Regions from separate parts of the Homo sapiens genome. Here region 2 is linked to region 1. A link is an interaction called in ENCODE POLR2A ChIA-PET data of the cell type or tissue named here. Cell type or tissue: Caco-2. All regions are shown on one strand.

Region 1 (2,500 bases):
TGCAACCTCTGCCTCCCGAGTTCAAGCAATTCTCCTGCCTCAGACTCCCTGAGTAGCTGAGATTACAGGCATGCTCCACTATGTCTGGCTAATTTTTCGTATTTTTAGTAGAGACGGGGTTTCTCCATGTTGGCCAGACTGGTCTTGAACTACTGACCTCAGGTGATCCACTCGCCTCGGCCTCCCAAAGTGCTGGGATTACAGGCATGAGCCACTGCACCCAGCGAGCATGTATTATTTTTATAATAATTTTTAAAAATCTTGAGCTCCTCTTGCCCTAAACTATTTCCCCTATTAGTCTGGTTGTTTCGGTGCCCATATATTATGAAATAATCAGAATACAAGTCTGATAAATATGAATTCTAGTGGGGACAATGGAATAGGGTATTTGCAATTGAAGTCACTGCATGAAGTACTCTCTCCCTTGTCCCTTTCTCTCCCTTCTCTGGCCTGAATGTCCCATCCCTATCCCCATACCTGTAAGTCACTCCTCTGGCTTAAATGGGGAGTTAACACAGGGTGGTGGGAAGTATAGTAGACTTGGAGTCTCTCACGCATTGCCTGCCAGGGCCCACCGTGCAGGACTCCAGGCCCTACTCTAAAACTTGCTACTTGCCCGACTGCAGGCTCTCAGACCCTCATTTCCCTGTGATAGGGTAAAAAAAATACTTGCTCTGCCTACATCACACAGATGTGAAGATAAAATGAAACAATGCCTTTGAAGGTATCTGGAAACAGGAGAGTGAGTCCTATATATATCTATATATATGTGTGTGTGTGTGTGTGTGTGTGTGTGTATATATATATATATATACACATATATGGTTTTTATAAATCAGCGTTAACATTTGATTTTATAACCATCATTAAAAAGGGAGAGGTAAATGGGTGGAGAGGGAGGAGTGAAAAAACAAAATAAAAGGTAGAGGCAGTATTCAAGGTCACAGTTAAAAATTTCATATTCCCTGCAGGTGGTAGGTGCTGAATGGTTGAATAAATGAACAGTCCTAAAATGGATATATTTTGGGGCAACAGTAAGTTGCCCCCAGGAAGAAAATCACTTTTGGAAAATAAAACTGGCAAGAATCTATGCTAAATGGATGAGACCAGCCACAGAAGCACTTCATCCTAAAAGATGGTAAAGGTGGTGTATACAAAATTAGGCCGGGTGCAGTGGGTTATGGCTGTAATCTCAGCACTTTGGGAGGCCTAGGTGGGTGGATTGCTTGAGCCCTGGAGTTCGAGACCAGCCTGGGCAACATGGTGAAACCCAGTCTCTACAAAAAATACAAAAATTAGCCATTCGTGGTGGGATGCAACTGTAGTACCAGGTACTGGGGAGGCAGAGGAAGGAGGATCACCTGAACCTGGGAGGTCAAGGCTCCAGCGAGCTGAGATTGCACCACTGTACTCCAACCTGGGCAACAGAGTGAGGCCTTGTGACAAAAAAACAAAACAAAACAAAACAAAAAACCCAACCAACTTGGGTTGGGCAGGGTGGCTCACGCCTGTAATCTGAAAACCTTGGGAGGCCGAGGCGGGTGGATCACTTGAGGTCAGGAGTTTGAGACCAGCCTGGACAACATGGTGAAACCCTGTCTCTACTAAAATTACAAAAATTAGCTGGGCATGGTGGCAGGAGCCTGTAGTCCCAGCTACTCAGGAGGCTGAGGTGGCAGAATTGCTTGAACCCAGGAGGCAAGGGTTGCATTGAGCTGAGATTGTGCCATTGCACTCCAGCCTGGATGATGGAGCAATACTCCGTCTCAAAAAATTAATAAACAAATAAAAACAAAATAACAAAACTGGGGGATACCCAAACCCAATTAATATTCAAATAAATGCTTGTTAAATGCCAGGGATAGTGCTATGCATTTTACTTATTTAAGTCTCATAACAACCCTATTATTTCCACTTTACAGAGGAATGGGAGGCACAGAGAAGTTAAGCAATTTGCCCAACCTCATAGCATGTAAATGGTCGACAAGATTCTAATTTCTAATAGTCTGGCCCCAGGTCCCATGTGCTAAACTATCCCTTACCTAGAACAGTAGGAATGCTTGCTCAGAAAAACAGGACTTAAAATAGAAAAAAGTGGTGTTTTTTGAACATCTGACTGAAACGGAATGTGTTAACATATTGTTTCTAAACTTACCAGGTAGCAAGAGTCATTCTTGTGATTGCTTCCCAAACTGCAGCATGCTTATGAATCATATGGGGATCTTGTTAGAATGCAGATTCTCATTCAGCAGGTCTGGGGTGGAGTGAAGGCTCTAGGCAGAGGGCTAGAGGGTCCCATCATTGGAGATAGACTTCCCCACGGAAAATGAAGAAACTGGGTTCTGCTCAGAACCTCAGTCTCCCATGAGGCAGTTCCCAATAGCAGAAGCCTCTCTTTGAGTGCCCCAAACACCTGAATTTCTGGACCAGGAAAGCAGAGGTACAGCCCCAGGCCCTACTCCCTCCCTGAAAACTCAGCTTTTTGTGCCCAGCAAGCTCT
Region 2 (2,500 bases), 980 kb before region 1:
TTAGGGCTCAGTCTTAGTGTCAGCAACTATCCTTCTCATCAATTTTCAAACTATTTGGATTTTCAAGCAAGACCTTCTCTCAAAACCGTAAATTCCAAGGCCAGGCGTGGTGGCTCACATCCATAATCCCAGCACTTTGGGAGGCCAGGGTGGGTGGGCCACTTGAGGTCAGGAGTTCGAGACCAGCCTGGCCAACATGGTGAAACCCTGTCTCTACTAAAAATAAAAAAATTAGGGGGCATAGTGGCATGCACCTGTAATCCCAGCTACTCAGGAAGCTGAGGCAGGAGAATCACTTGAGCCCAGGAGGCAGAGGCTGCAGTGAGCCAAGACTGCGCCACTGCACTCCAGCCTGGGCAACAGAGCAAGACTCTGATTCAAAAACCAAAACCAAACAACAACAACAACAAAAAAAAAAAACAGTAAATTCCAAATGTTGACCAAGTTTTCTGTCCTAGACTTCTGTGTTGAGCGTTTTAAGGACTGTCTGGGGTCTGCGTCCACAGCGTGGTGTTTGTGCGTACCCCTCACCGCAGCACCACTGCCACCCTGAATCCTGCCATTGCTTGATCTCCCATCAAGCCTTTCTCAGCCTTACCCACTGAATTTGGACAACAACCCTGAGAGGCAGGTCCTGTCAGTCCCCTCACCTTACTTAGGAAGCATATCAGGTTCTGAGAGGGCAGAGCCTCACCCAGCAAGGAGAAGCCAGGATCTGAACCCAGGACTCTGTGATGAACAAACTTGTGCTGTGGTCTCATCAAAATACCTGTTTGTCTTTGTCCATGGTTTCTGGCACAGAGCTTCCCAAACCCTTCGCATTTCCTGAGTGATTCCACTGTGCTTTGTTATTCAGAAACAGCCCCTTATACAACTCCTACCTGAGTTTGCACAAAGGAGGTGGCCCTCGCATAGTTTCAGGGGAGAGGCTGGCCACGTCAGAAAGGCCAAGCACGTGATTAGAGAGTTGGAGGTTTCAGCCCCACGCCCTGATCTCCAGGGAGCAGAGGGAGCTGAAAATTTGAGTTCAGTCACATGCCAATGATTTCATCACACATGCCTACTTAGTGAAACCCTGGACAAATACTGCAACAGTGAGGCTTGGGGACTTCCTGGCTGGTGAACATAATTGACTCTCTGGGAGGGTGCAGCACCCTGACTCCAGCGGGACAGAAGCTCCTGCACCTGCCGCTGTCCCCGCCCCCACCCCTGCCCCAGACCTTGCTGCCCTACATCTCTCCATCTGGCTGCTCATTTGTATCCATTATAATAAAACTGTAGTTGTAACCTGTAGCACATTCCTGAGCTCTGTGAGTCATTCTAGCAAACCATCCAACCAGAAGGGAGGTCATGGGAACTCTCAAATTTGTAGCCAAGTTGGACAGAAGTATGAGTAGCCTGGAGACCCAGGACTTACAGCTGGTGCCTGAAGTGAGGACAGTCTTGCCAAGCCCCTTCACCTGTGGGGTCTGCGCCAACTCTGGGTAGTTAACATCAGAATTGAACTGAGGTGTGGGACACCCAGTTGGTGCCAGAGAATCCGTGCTGGACGGACAGGCCCTTCACCCCTCCCAGGCCCTGGAAGGAGCCTCGCCTTTCCTCCTCACCAGCTTCTCCCTGATCACATGCCTGTCTTTTGATGCAATCAATAACAATAACCGCACACTTTCTCCAGCTCAGAGGCTTCCTGATTGTGTTCCACATGGTACCAGATTGTTAATAGAGCATCAAGAGGGGTTGAGACCTCGTAATTTTAATACTGAGGGGCAGATAATCTAGCCTGCAGTGGGTTGAAAATACACGATGAGAAACTCAAAATGCAGTTCTCTCTCCTTCCCTTAAATAAGGTGTTCACATGGCCAGCATAAGGCATAATGCTCAGATGGAAATATTTTGAAACACAATTCTGAAAGGCCCATCATCAGTAACGTGTGGGGCAGAACACATGGGAATCCCCACTGAGCAGTGTGTGCCCGACAATCAGTGCTAGCATAATCGTTTCACAAAGGTTTAATAGACTACCTTATAAGGTAGCATACTTAGGCAATTGATTTGGGACTCAAAGGGCCTACTCTTTTTATGTATGTATTTATTTATTTATTTTTCTAGAGAGTCTTGCTCTGTCACCCAGGCTGGACTGCAGTGGCACAATCATGCCTCACTGCAGCCTCAAACTCTTGGGCTCAAGCAATCCTCCCACCTCAGCCTCCCAAAGCACTGGGATTACAGTCATGAGCCACCACACCAGGCCCATTTTGAAAGCTAAGTTTGCCCTAGATGATTCCCTCCTATGCTCACTGATGTTACCCACACATTGCTGATATGGTCGACAGGCCCTTTAAATAAAGTTTCCCTTTCTTTCGTTAAAACAGAGACCAATAATGGGGGATTTTACGTTCTTTCCACAAATTCACTGGGAAAACACACAGTTTTATTTAAGACCATTTTTCCTTTTGAAACCCAGCATGTGATTCTCTAGCTTATTCTCCTAACTCAACAC

Evidence for each region. ChIA-PET counts read pairs that join two places held together with the same protein. Peaks named below come from ENCODE experiments on the same cell type or tissue, not always from the same donor. Only the 100,000 strongest peaks of a DNase experiment are listed, where the experiment ranks them.
Region 2: POLR2A ChIA-PET joins it to region 1 with 11 read pairs; 2 of 35 experiments call an interaction of 5 or more read pairs at or near these places.

What each region holds. Positions count from the first base shown.
Region 1 is chr2:112,637,989-112,640,488 of GRCh38, forward strand. LOC107985934 (a long non-coding RNA gene) reads left to right here. Exons shown (of 2, transcript XR_001739642.2): 2 at 972-1,858. Among named protein-coding and RNA genes, the nearest start is that of SLC20A1-DT, 4.9 kb to the right of the region's middle. RefSeq lists an enhancer at 2,445-2,500. In Caco-2, no CTCF peak of the experiment used is centred here; no DNase peak of the experiment used is centred here.
Region 2 is chr2:111,658,596-111,661,095 of GRCh38, forward strand. No RefSeq gene overlaps it. Among named protein-coding and RNA genes, the nearest start is that of MIR4771-2, 110 kb to the right of the region's middle. In Caco-2, no CTCF peak of the experiment used is centred here; a DNase peak (open chromatin) is centred at 1,006.